Linked DNA regions of Homo sapiens: region 1 is linked to region 2. Evidence: chromatin contacts called from ENCODE Hi-C data. All regions are on one chromosome and are shown on one strand. The core of a region is the stretch at or near the end of the contact, and the rest is flanking DNA. Distances in the headings are between cores, read along the strand shown. Region 1 overlaps CYTH3 (cytohesin 3). Region 2 overlaps RNF216 (ring finger protein 216).

Region 1 (6,683 bases), core at 1-2,500, 560 kb before region 2:
AAAACAAAATACGTTTTCGTATTCTTAGAAATACATTGTTTCATTTGGCAAATCTTTATGTGTATTTTAACGTGTACATTTAGAAGTATGCAGTAATCAAAGGTGGCATTGGCAATTTAATATTCTGTTAGAAGACAGGACTTCCTTTTAGTTCTTTACAGAGAGGAAATAAAATAATCAAGAATGTCCTTTTCCAAGTTTCAGTAATTAGATTAAAATTTTTTTGAGTTGAGAAAGGATCAGACAAATGAATTCAGTTTTGTTTGTGTTAGAGTATGGGAAAATTGAAGAATTTTAGTGTCTTTTGAATGTTTGGCCTGTTCACATGATGAGGCTGTATTTCCCAGGCGTGGGAAGATGAGTGATTGTAGACTTTGATTCAGTATATGACCACACTTCTGAGAGCATGACACATTTCGAGAATAAATGATGCCTTTCATTGCCTTATGTAAAAAAAAATCTTCACGTTGGATAAGTCTTCTTCTAAAATGTTGCGTTTTCTCGGGAATCACAGGGTGTCTGTTATGGACTATGTTCCTGAAATTTAGTTCAAAGTAGTGGTTAAACTGTATACTAGTCAGATGGTTACTAGGATGTTTCAGTTTTCACAAAAGAAAGTCAAATGCCTTCTTTCCTTCCTTTTTGTGGTCAGACTGGTCTTGAAGTCTGCTAGCTCTTGCTCGCCACACGTTGTCCCGCCAGCTTCACTCTTGATGACAGCTCTCAGAGGGAGCAGAGTCCACATGGATGTGGTGTGTCCTGCCCTCCCTTGGCTCCCCCAGTAGTTGCTCTGCCTGACAAGTGCCCAGTAATTTGGCTGGACATGCAGAACATGACTTTTTAATTTTTTTCATCTGGAAAGAACATAAGCTATTTCCCCTGGGTTCTGCTGCTGTTAGTACTTGGACATTTGTTTTAGGATTTAAGTCTCTATTACCTTCCCACTGCTTCCACCGCTCCCCACTTTTTCCTTCTCAGGAGAGGAGTCTGGGGGCTTCTCTCTTTGCATGTCTTCCTGTCAAGTATTACCTATTATGATTCTGGTGAAGAGCGGACTGTCTTGCATCTAAAGGTAATGAAGACCATCTACTTCAGAAGTCTTGTTAAGTTCTGCGCTAAAACATTTATCTCCCATTTCTGTTATACCTGTAAAGGGGAGCAAAGAATTTGTGTCTTCAGAGAGAAGTCCACTATCCTAGTCCTTTCAGCCCCCTTGAGGTTTGGTGCAGGCCTGCCTGGGAGTTCCACAAATGGGAGTGTGCTCTAGGGCCCCCTGCCTGAACCAGTGGCCAGTGACTCCCTTTGGAGAGAATATCCCGGCAGAAGTTCTCGAGTCTCAGGACTTGCTGTAGGCGGTTTTATCTTGGTTTCAGCCATCACGAAATGTAGTTGATTGGATCAGTGACTGGGAATTTCAAGAACAGATTTTACAGGAGTGCTGTTTCCTTAGAGTTGTAAAGTTATTGACAGGGCCATTTCAACTTTGGTTAAACAGATTAAAGGTTGGCCGGGCGCAATGGCTCATGCCTGTAATCCCAGCACTTTGGGAGGCCGAGGTGGGTGGATCACGAGGTCAGGAGATCGAGACCATCCTGGCTAACACAGTGAAACCCTGTCTCTACTAAAAATACAAAAAATTAGCTGGGCGTAGTGGCGGGCACCTGTAGTCCCAGCTACTCAGGAGGCTGAGGCAGGAGAATCGCGTTAACCTGGAAGGCGGAGCTTGTAGTGAGCAGAGATCGCGCCACTGCACTTCAGCCTGGGTGACAGAGGGAGATTCCATCTCAAAAAAAAAAAAAAAAAAAAAAACAGATTAAAGGTCAAACTTGGGTAGTCACACTAACCTGAGCGTCTCCCCCACATAGGGAGTCTGTAAGTCCTTAATTTCATAAGAGACTTGAAGTAGAAGCTGTTTTCTCCTGATGTCCCCAACATATCCCTCCCTCCCTATCTTGATGAGGTGCTGGACCCCCAGGACTACTGCAGTGCTGTGGTGGGGGCCTTTCTGGTCCTCAGCCCAGCTTCTTCACGGCCGACTCTGTTGGGATGCATCATGCTGGAGATAACTATGTAGCCATTCCTTCCTAAATAGTCTTAGTCCTGTGGGATTGGAGAGGCCCTCTTTTCCCTTGGGGTCTCTAGGAATTAGGATTTCAGAACTTTTCCCTGTTTGCTATATCAGGTCAGCCATTGAGGATATTTCGGGTAATTCCCCTTGTTCAAGGCAGAATATTGTCATCTATAATGTTAATGGTTCTGAGAATTTGTATTCATACTTTCTGTATGCTTACATAAGTTTGTTTAAACATTTGAGCCTGATTGGTGTTGACAAATATTTGGTATTGACATATTTTTAAGTAAATATCTGCAGCTCTGTCATTTCTAGCCTTGTGATTTTGTGTAAGTTACTTAATCTCCCTAAGCTGTTAAAAAACCGAAGTGAAATTATTTATATGAAGAATTTATCAAAAATCTCGACGATTGTAATAGTAGGCATTCAAAACTGTTAGTCATCAGTGTGTTAAGCCTCTGGCCTGCCTGTCTTTACATACTGAGTAGAGTGAGTTGGAAGAATTGTTTTATTTGGGCTGAGGAATAACTGATGATTGGCAATATGATTATTATATCTTTTCTTCCCAACTTTGTATTTTGAAAATGTTCAAATCTACAGAAAAGTTGAAGGAATGGTACGATGAATCCTATATGTCTTTCACCTAAATTCACCAGCTGCTAACATTTGGCCACATTTGCTTGTCTGTCTTTGTATTACAATTTGTGTGTGTGTGACTGAACCCATTTGAAAGCAAGATACAAACATGGGCAGGTGCGATGGCTCACGCCTATAATCCCAGCACTTTGGGAGGCCAAGGTGCGCAGATTGTTTGAGGTCAGGAGTTCGAGACCAGCCTGGCCAACATGGTGAAAGCCTGTCTCTACTAAAAATACAAAAAATTAGCCGAGCATTGTGGTATGCGCCTGTAATCCCAGCTTCTTGGGAGGCTGAGGCATGAGAATAGCTTGAGCCTGGGAGGCGGAGGTTGCAGTGAGCTGAGATCACGCCACTGCACTCCAGCCTAGACGACAGAACGAGACTCCGTCTCAAAAAGTTACAAACATCATAACGCTTTTCAAAGAAATACTTTAGCACTCGTCTTCTAAGGACATTCTCCTACATAACTACAGCCGTTATCATTCTTAAGATAACTAACAGTCATTCCATAATATTGTTCCAAAATAGTACACATTCTGCTTTCCCCAGTTGTTACCAAAATGTTTTTATAGCTTTCTTTTTTTTTTAAACCTATCTAGGCTCTAATTAAGATTTACACCTTCTATTTAGTTATCTTTTATCAGTCTTATTTTTGTTGTTGTTTGTTTGTTTTTGAGGTGGAGTCTTGCTCTGTGGCCAGGGCTGGAGTGCAGTGGTGCGATCTCTCAGCTCACTTCAACCTCCGTCTCCCGGGTTCACGTGATTCTCCTGCCTCACCCTCCTGAGTAGTTGGGATTATAGGTGCCTGCCACTGCACCTGGCCTCCTTTCTTTATTTTTTATTTTATTTATTTATTTTTATTTTTGAGACAGAGTCTCACTCTGTCACCCAGGCTGGAGTGCAGTGGCATGATCTTGGCTCACTGCAACCGCTGCCTCCCGGGTTCAAGTGATTCTCCTGCCTCACCCTCCCGAGTAGTTGGGATTACAGGTGCCTGCCACTGCACCTGGCCTCTTTTGTTTATTTATTTATTTTTATTTTTGAGACAGCATCTCACTCTGTCACCCAGGCTGGAGTGCAGTCTCATGATCTCGGCTCACTGCAACTTCCGCCTCCCGGGTTCAAGTGATTCTCCTGCCTCAACCTCCCCAGTAGCTGGGACTACAGGTGCCTACTACCACGCCCGGCTAATTTTTGTATTTTTAGTAGAGATAGGGTTTCATCAAATTGGCCAGGCTGGTCTCAAACTCCTGACCTTGTGATCTGCCCGCCTTGGCCTCCCAAAGTGTTGGGATTACAGGCGTGAGCCACCGTGCCCGGCTGTTTTTAATTTTAAAATGTGTTTTGGTGGCTGGGTGCGATGGATCAGGCTGGTAATTTCAGCACTTTGAGAGGCCGAGGCAGGCGGATCACTTGAGGCCAGGAGTTCAAGACCAGCCTGGCCAACATGGTGAAACCCTATCTCTACTAAAAATACAAAAAAATTAACTGGGCATGGTGCTGCATACCTGAAATCTCAAGCTGAGGCACGAGAATTGCTTGAACCCAGGAGGCAGAGGTTGCAGTGAGCCAAGGTTCTGCCAGTGCACTCCAGCCTGGGTGAACACAGTATGACTCTGTCTCAAAAAAAAAAAAAAAAAATTGTTTTCGTGACACCTTTTTGAAGAGTCCAGGCTTATTGTCTAATATCATTATTTGCATCCTATAGACTAGATTGCATGTGTAAGCAGAATTGATAAGTGCTTCAGTTTCTTTAATTTTTTAATTGTAAATATGTTAAAAATCATTTTGATTCAAGGTAAAAGTGACATTCATTTTTCTTGTTCTTTGGTAAGTGTGGATTAAGTTGGTAACCAGAAGGAGTTACGGAGTGGTTCAGATGTCAGTGGAATGTGTGTGTGGGTAAATTTGGAACAAGCATCCACAGTGGTTTCTCAGACTCACACCCATCCGGAGGTAGTTATCTGGCTTAACATAGTGAGGATTTTATTTTAATATTTGGCCATGGTTTTATAAAGAAATGAACTTAACAATTGGAAAATTTAGTAAGACAAACTATATTTACATAATTTTCAAGAGATACTTTTGCTGTCAGATCCTTGGATGAAGACTAAACCTTAAATCTCTCAGGAATGCATCTTTTTCTTCTTCCCTCCCTCAACACTTTCCTATTGATTTAAAAAAAGAGCTTTAACTGCAGCTGAGACTAATACAGGATCCAGCTGTAGCTTTTTTGTTGTTGTTCATGTATCCGGTGATGGGCACAGCAAACTCATTGTATGAAAAGCCAATAAAGGAAAGGGCAGGGTGGGAAAAAAAATGACACTCCTCTAAAAGTATTCAAGAAATAGCAACAGGGTCTCGGAGTCTCCCTTTCAGATGACTGATTTAAATTCCATTCTAAAGTATTAATTTTGTTCGTGACTAGTCTAGAAGGCATTTTAATTTTCCCTTTTAATTATGTACACGCCACGTAACCAGAGAGTATATGTGAGGCTGACACATTATTTTCCTTGGAGGCAGAAAATAGTAAAGCATGAGAACCCAGAGAACTAAACGCTCCTCTTGTAAAATAGGGCAAAGATTCTTCAAAATACTGTTCATGTTCATGCTGGTATAGAGATAGCAAGGATCTGTGAAAGAAAGCCAGTTTCTCTTAAATTTGTTCAGTAGTACTCAAATTTATGCATTTACCATACAGCAAATAAATTCAGAATCAGTAGTTCAATCAAACTACATTCCACATTTGCCTATCTGTTTCAGTGTAATTTCTATAAAAGATTTGCATCTTCTGCTCTGTCTTAACAGGACCAGGTCCATATCACCATCCTGTAGCTGAAAATGAATTATGTTTTAAAGTGGTTTTTATGATCAATGTAATGATCATAAGACTAGTGATTTTCACATACTTATCTCAAGCATTTTGTTTTTCTTTTTTCACATTAAGGGGGTCAGATTTCTCATATTTCTTGTAATTGTAGCCAGACGTCCTGTTTGGGGACTATTAAATACCAATGGTGCCTGTGAAGAACTCATGCGATTCTGTGGTAACCATCTGAGTTATTCTTTGTAGATTTGATTTTATGGACAGGCCTCTTTGAAGTCCTGTACTCTATTTTTAGAAGCTCTTTTTTACGTTTCCGTGGTTCAGGGCATCAGTCATAAACATATTTATTATTCAGCACAAAAATGTTGTTCAGTGTCTTAAGGCTGTTTAAACTTTACGGAAATAATAAACCAGTGGCACTTCAGTGGATGTAATATATGAGCACTACTGAACAAATTTAAGGGCGGAGAATTTTGCGGTCCTTCACAGATTGCTGCTCTGTCTGCGCCGCCATGAACGGTATTTTGAAGAATCCTTTCCTATTTTACACTGAGAGGGTTCCGTCTCCATGCTTCTCACACGTTTTGATTTTCTGCCTCCCACTGAAAGAAACGCTTTTGTAGCCCTTCAAGAAACTTCCTACATGTCTCCCCTCCTTCTCTCCTGCCTCATTATTACTCCTTTAAAGAAAAAAAAAAAAAAGAATAGTCTGATAGCTTTCTTTTCAGATTTATTTTATTTTATTTATTTTTTTTGAGACGGTGTTTCGCTCTTGTTGCCCAGGCTGGAGTGCAATGGCGTGATCTCGGCTCACTGCAACCTCCGCCACCTGGATTCACGCGATTCTCCTGCTTCAACTTCTGAAGTAGCTGAGACTACAGGCGCCCGCCACCACGTCCAGCTAATTTTTCTATTTTTAGTGGAGATGGGGTTTTACCATGTTGGCCAGGCTGGTCTTGAACTCCTGACCTCAGTCCACCCGCCTTGGCCTCCCAAAGTGCTGGGATTACAGGCGTGAGCCACTGAGCCCGGCTCTTCTCAGATTTATGTATGATTGGTTTGCTGCTCTGTGTTGTAGCAGAGACCCTGTGCTCTGAAGTAATTTCTGATCCAGTGAAATATTACAGGAGCGAGGGACTGTGCACC
Region 2 (6,525 bases), core at 3,606-6,105:
GACTCCATCAAAACCTTTCCCCAGGCTGGGAGTGGTGGTGCGCACTTGTAGTCCCAGCTGCACAGGAGGCTGAGGCCAGCCTGGACAACATAGCAAGACCTCATCTCTTTAAACAAACAAAAGAATAAAAAAGCCTTAGCCCAGCCATGGTACAGAAGAGGCCAATGAGGGTTTGGCCCCTCACCTTGCCTGACACTTCATCTTCTCCTCTAAACACGATCATTACCAGCTGCCTGTCATCTGCCTATATGGAGACATGTGGGCTGATTTCTGCTTTGGTTGAAGTCTGGTCGTTCGTTCAGCAGATATGTATTGAGCATTTCTGTGCCAAAGGGAGTAAGAAAGAGAAAGGGCAACCACGGCCCTAACTGACCATCAGTGGGATGAGAGAGTGATGGTGACTGCTGTGAGGAACATGCGGCTCTGCATGAGCGACATGGGTCTGGGCCTGACCAGGCCGTGGTGGGGTCTTATTGGCGGAGATGGGGAGAACTTTACTCCAGGCCCAGAGAATGACACGAGCAAAGCTGGGTGAAGGGTCAGCAAGTAGACAGGTGTGTCCAGAGCAGAAGGAAGCAGGACTTTGAAGATAAATAGACCCTGTTGAGGGCTTTGCAATGCAGAACAAAACAAGGAGGGTGGATTTTATTTTGGAGACTTCCCCTACCCCCGTCCCTGGAGCTGTTGCTGGCGTAATGGAGGGACACAGTGGGATCACATGCTGCTTGTGGGAGGGTGAATTTTGTAGATCCTTGAAAGGGAGTGGGAGGGAGGGAGAGATCAGATATAGAATATCAAGGGAATTGGAACACCTTGCCAATGTAGTCACTATGGCAAGTCATTTCTAGTAACCTGGGGACATGCCGTCCTCCTACAGCCCTCCCAGAGCCCGTTCGTACAATGTTGCAGGTATTTGCTGTGATTACTTTTCCCATTTTCCAGAAGACCTAGGTGGGATTTGGCCTGAAGGAACCTGGTTCTAAGGGCAGGTTGGGGGCAAGAGGGGAGACGTGGGGCAGTAGTCAAAAGCGAGGATGGCAGCAGCCAAGGAAGAGGCTTTGGTGAAGAGCGGCCGAAGCGAGACCATAGGACACGATCTTGGGCACGCGTGTCTAGGAGGCTGCCCCGGCCTGCTCCTCCTTCCTGTGGTGTGTGTGGGTGCCCTGGAGTAGATCATTGGGCAGTTGCTGCTTTGCTGCATTCCCACCGGCCAGTGAATTTGTTTTAGTCCTCAGGTGCTTTACATAAGGAGGAAACCATGTAACCTTCACAAGTTTTTTCCCAGTCATTTAAAAAGGCTTGTTTTCCAGCCGAAGGCATGTCGAATAAGCTTAATTTCTCTCACTCAGATCAGCTTAATTTCTCTGTGATGTGCATACAGAGAATTGCTTAATTCTCCTTTTGCAACATGTTTTCCCAGCTGCTGAGAGCCCTGCTTTTTTTCCATGGGCCTCCTGACAGAAATACAAACAATTTAAAGCCATGCGGTACCAACTGCTCTTCGTCACCACATGGACTGTGGATGTCAGTGTGTTTCCCCTTGGGCTGGATTTGTCTGGAGCTGGTGGCTGCTTTCTTGTCCTTCCGTGCCTCCTGGGAGTCAGGGATCAAGGCCGTGCTGGGTTGTGCTGAGAGCCACAGCCCCTCCTTCAAGTGGGGTACCCTCCCTTCCCAGCCTAGTCCTACATCCTTGTTGTGTGAGGAAATGAAGTCTGTTCCTTGGATGCGTTCTGACGGGAAACATGTTTTCTGTGGCACCTCTGCTTAGTCTTTCAGTGCAACACAAACAGCCTTTTGATACCTTGTTTTGTAAAAAGTACATTTCCACAATGGGGCTTGACACTGTTCATAAATAAACACATCCGTTTACAGGCAAAGCAAGGGAAGAACACATAAGGGAACAGTTTGACCAGGGGTTTTGCTTTTCCCTCTGTGAATGCCTGGTGTGCACCATCCATCCGAGGATGACTAGGGGAGAACACTATTCTGTGGCTGCCAAAACCACAACAAATGACAACTTTCCATTCTGTCATCTCTCTCGGCACCACTGCTAGCAAGCAATTCATTTTTCTACCATAAAAGGGCAATAGAACTTGTCTATAGCTGCGGTGTCTTCTGCTCTGCAGAGAGAGAGCAGGAGACCGGCAGGGAGAGGCACTCTCAGCAGTAGGCGCAACCGTGCTCACCCCGTGCCTAACAGCCTTGCTTAGTCCGGGCTCCGAGGCAGCAGCAGCCATAAGAAAAAACAGGAGAGGAAGGCGATGTGGCGCTTCTGCCGGGCCCTCAGACTGGGGAGTGTGAGGTCAGGACAGGCTGGCGTGTCGTTTTCGTCTCTGTGGCTGCTGGACGTGTGAATGTGTGGTTCAAACCTTGGTACAAGTTGCTGCACTGGGTCTGCGCAGGTGGTTTTGTATATTGGTATTTGGTACTCTTGACTTGCAGTTGTAGATGTTAGATTTATAAGCCGGACCCAGGAGGTCATATAACCCAGACATGCTTGTTGTACAGATGAAGAACCGTGGATAGGTTAAGTGCTAACTTCGTGTAGCTTGAAGTCATTGAACTTCTTGGCTATATATGAACTTTGGGTTCAGGGGTAGTTCCCTAACCCATCTGTGTCCCCATTGGCCCATTAGTGTATTTTTTGGCTCAGTTAAAGTTGAGCCACAGAAGCCTTAACTAATAGAAATACAGTTCTTAGTTGGTGGATTTGTATGTCAGTTAACCAGGGTCTTTGGAAAGTATATTGTCTTTTCTATAAAATGCTTGGGTCCTTTAGATGATTATAAATAAATGTTCAAAATCAAAACAGGAGTAGTTAGTAGACAAATGCTTAGCTATTTTGACAACACCTAGAACACTTTGAGAGAGTGGCTGTAAAATTTCTGCCCAGTGCACCCTGGCAGACCAGGAGACCAGCCCAACACAAGCTACGCAGCTACAGAGAATGTACTTTCCATAGGCTGAAGGGCATGGCCACCATACACATCTCTGCTCCAGGGCAGGCAGGTCCTCAAATTGCGCCACAAGTGGGCCTCATCCTTTGGCTTGGAGCCCTTGAAGGTTTTCCTATAAACAAGAACTGAGATTTGTTTTGTCGTTTAAACTTACCTTAATTCTGACTGTCTGATCTCATAGCAGATGTTGGAACTGAACTAAGCACATTGCCAAGGGAATAAAAATTGTGTCCAAGAATCTTGCTGATCTGGAAGTTTTGGAGGAAAGCAGGGATTTCAAGGTCAAATGTTATTACCCAGATAGTGCTCGTGGTCAGAATAGATTCTGAGCTCATTGGATCTGAATCAAAAGTTAACTCAGAAGTCATTCCTTAAAGAGAATATCATTGAGTAGCAGTGGCGGAAGCAAGCTCAGTGTGAATGATTCAAGTACTGCATACCTAGACCTTGTTTTGAAGCTGAAAGACTTGTTTGAAAACTGTTCCAGCAAATAAAGAAATTGAGTAGGCCGTCCTAAAATGGAAAGTTTACAAAATGCCCTTTTTAGTAAGACCTTTCTGGATTCTTCTTTTCTCAATAGTGTAAAACTGACTATCTTGATCTATCAAAGAGCTAAGTGGTATAATTTCCTTGGCACTTTCCAAGACCTTTACTGCCTTTGGAATAAACCCATGATGCCTGGGAGCATTCGTCTCACTGTGCTTCTCTCATGTTCTTTGCTTGTGGAAATGTTGGAAGCCTTTGTTTTTTTGGTCAACAACAGCAAGTGAATTCCATCTTATAGAACAGTTATTAATTTTCGTTGTGTCATTTTTAAGGCTGATTTCTTAAGCAAATAGCATCTCCTTGTTGGCCAGAGAGTCTCTACCCGCGTCCATCTCTGTCTTTGCATGCCTGGGCTGCCTGGCCATGGGTGACCAGCTTTAGAGACATCAGCCTTCTTGCTTCCTAATTTGGTCACAGTATGCTTCAGGCAGTCTTGCCTAACTTTAGAACAACACAAGCACAGGGAGCAGCTTTGATATAGCAAAGGGGAATTTCCTCTTATCAAAAGACCTACAGTTCCCTTCTTACTTCCTCTAAAAAGAGGAATTGACACTTGGGGAGGTTGTAGCTTGCTCTGAAGTTCCCTCTTTAAGCTTGGCTTCTTCATGCCGGCTTCTTCCTAGCTAGTTCCTGCTCTTTCCTTCCTCAAATGTCTTGGAGCTTCTTAGCATTAAAGGAGTTTAATTTTATTCTTAAGGAAATCCAATGCAATACCCATCAGCAGGGAACAATTTCAGTACATTTTGGTACCTCAGTACAGTGGAGGTCCATACCGGGGGGTCAGCATCCATACTGAGGTTCAGCAGACTTTTTCTGTAAACATCCATACCAGGGGTCAGCAGACTTTTTCTGTAAAAGGCAAGGTAGTAAATATTTCAGGCTTTGCGGACCATATGGTATCTATCCCAGCTACCTAACTCTGCCTTTATAGCGTGAAAGTAACCACAGACAATATGTAAACAAATGAATGTGGCTGTGTCCCAGTATAATTATATTTACAAAAATTGGCAGAGGGCCAGATTGGCCAGTGAGCTGTAGTTTGCCAACCCGTAGCATATACCATAGCGTTTAAAAGAATGACGTGGAATCCCGTTGTGCAAATATGGAGCTGTCTCCAAGATATTAAGTGAAAAAAGCAAGACGTAGAACAATGGGTGCAATATGCCCACAATTGTGTCTTAAATGGGAGGAGGAAGAGATGCTTGCTGACACAGACATAAAATCTATTTGGAAGGATAGATAAGAAATGGGTAGCAGTGAATCGCTTTTGAGGATGCTCACCAAGGGTTAAGGGAGGAGTGTGCATGTGTCACATTGTATACCCATTGTCATTAACTTAGTCATGTCTGAACATGAGCAAAAGAATTTTTGTTTTGTTTGTATTAAGAGAACTTGAAAAATAGAAATGTGATTATTAAAATATGCTTGTGTATTTTCAAACTCCAAGCTATTTCTTCTGGTGTGTTGGAAGGCTTATTTTACCACCTAAAAAGGAGTGCCTTGCCTCGGGCTGGAGGCGAGGGATGGCGTTTTGTGGTGTGTGGAAGGAGCTGGAACTGAGCAGCTCTGCCTTTCTCCTCGCTCGCCTTCTGCACGGGCTCTGCTTGCAGCACAAGCTCTGGCACTGTCGGACAGGATACAGCCAGTGAGAAACCTTGGACCAGAAGTCAGGGCCCCGCGGGAATTAGTATGGCTTTTAGTAGTTAGAATTCAAGACTGTTTCCAACTGCTGCCTTTTCCCACAGAGTATGTCTGACTAACAAGGATGGGTTCTGATTCACCCGGCGTTGCTATGACCGCTTTTTAAAAATGTCTGCTTTGGGTTGTGAAATCAGCAAATAAAGTTGTTACTTTCCTAGTATGTGTAACAGTTAGCTTTTGGTATGTGAGGAACAAGTAAAAGGCTTAGTGGCAAATCCTTGTCTGCTTAGAAGGCAGTGTACATATAAACAACTAAAAAATTCCCATTTGGCTGCCAGCCTCGATTCATAGTTCCCTCTTCCAGCTCCCAAGCAAATATTTTTCAAATAGCCGTGCTAAGCCTTTTCCAGGCATGATTTGCGGGCTTACTTGCTGTCATTCTATTTTTCAGCAAAACTCTGGGTAGGAATGTCGGAAATTATACCTTTTGAAATCCCTCCTTGAAAACATGGAGATTTGTAGGTATGCAGAGGCAATTGTAACAATATAAAGTATTGTATCTCTTCCACTAGAGTAGGAGGGCCTGACTGTCGGCCCCTGGGGTCTGTCTTTCATTACTTGTCTTGACTTCCGCTGTAAAAGCATTAAGTGGGAAGGTAGCAGTTCTGCTGAACAAGCAGACATTGCCTTCTGTAAGAGAAGTTATTTAAAACATCGAAAATATGTTTGAAAGATATTGGTGTAGTTTCCTCTGACCTCAATTTCATACACTAGTAACTCTCCGGTGTCTAGAGTTAGTACTGATGGACTCCCTGCCGGGTGGCCAGAACCATGTGTCCATGCCAGATAGAAGATTCTACTTCACTTGATTGAGGACGCTAAGAAGTTGTGCTTTGCCATACATGTTGCCCCTAAGGAGAAGCTGGGCATTTTAAAGAATAGACTTAAAACTAACACACATACTCTGTTTTTCTCACACACACATTCCCCCTCTCCCCTTCTCTTCTACACACACCAGCACTGCCTTCCCCACCCCCACCATAGCTCTCTCCATTACTGCCTTTAACCTTGAAACCTCTCTTGTACACTTACGCATTCATCTGTTCCTGCTCTTGTATCATTAATGGGCCTGGAGCAATCCAGCCAGGAGCAATCCAGCCAGAACAGGAACACTGACATTACTAATTACTGCTTATAACTGAGAAGTAAGGAGCAGTGAGTAAAGTGGGTCACAAGACAGTGTCCTAGCAGTCAAATGCTGCCGTCGGCCCGAGTGGCGAGGTGTCAGGTGGCTTGTCTCCCCTTCACCATGGGTAGACCTGGCAGAGCACCCTGTTGGCATGAGCAGAAGTGCTGTCACGTTGATCACCCAGGCTCACCG

Evidence for each region. A loop is a pair of places that touch in the nucleus more often than their neighbours do. Pooled maps may share reads with other maps.
Region 1: a pooled map shows a loop between it and region 2 (5-fold over the local background). The contact joins two enhancer-like sites. A Hi-C loop is called at or near these places in 4 of 37 single-sample maps with no recorded cell type and 2 of 50 pooled maps.

The regions. Positions count from the first base shown.
Region 1 is chr7:6,250,885-6,257,567 of GRCh38, reverse strand. All of the region lies in intron 1 of CYTH3 (cytohesin 3), which reads left to right. Among named protein-coding and RNA genes, the nearest start is that of CYTH3, 18 kb to the left of the region's middle. RefSeq lists an enhancer at 883-932. Within about 2 kb of position 1,250, at least 15 of the 41 ENCODE cell types and tissues checked have a DNase peak (open chromatin) inside an H3K27ac peak, as active enhancers do.
Region 2 is chr7:5,691,146-5,697,670 of GRCh38, reverse strand. The region is part of intron 13 of RNF216 (ring finger protein 216); the gene reads left to right. Among named protein-coding and RNA genes, the nearest start is that of RNF216-IT1, 14 kb to the right of the region's middle. RefSeq lists enhancers at 585-1,085, 1,086-1,586, 2,216-2,455. Within about 2 kb of position 4,855, at least 36 of the 41 ENCODE cell types and tissues checked have a DNase peak (open chromatin) inside an H3K27ac peak, as active enhancers do.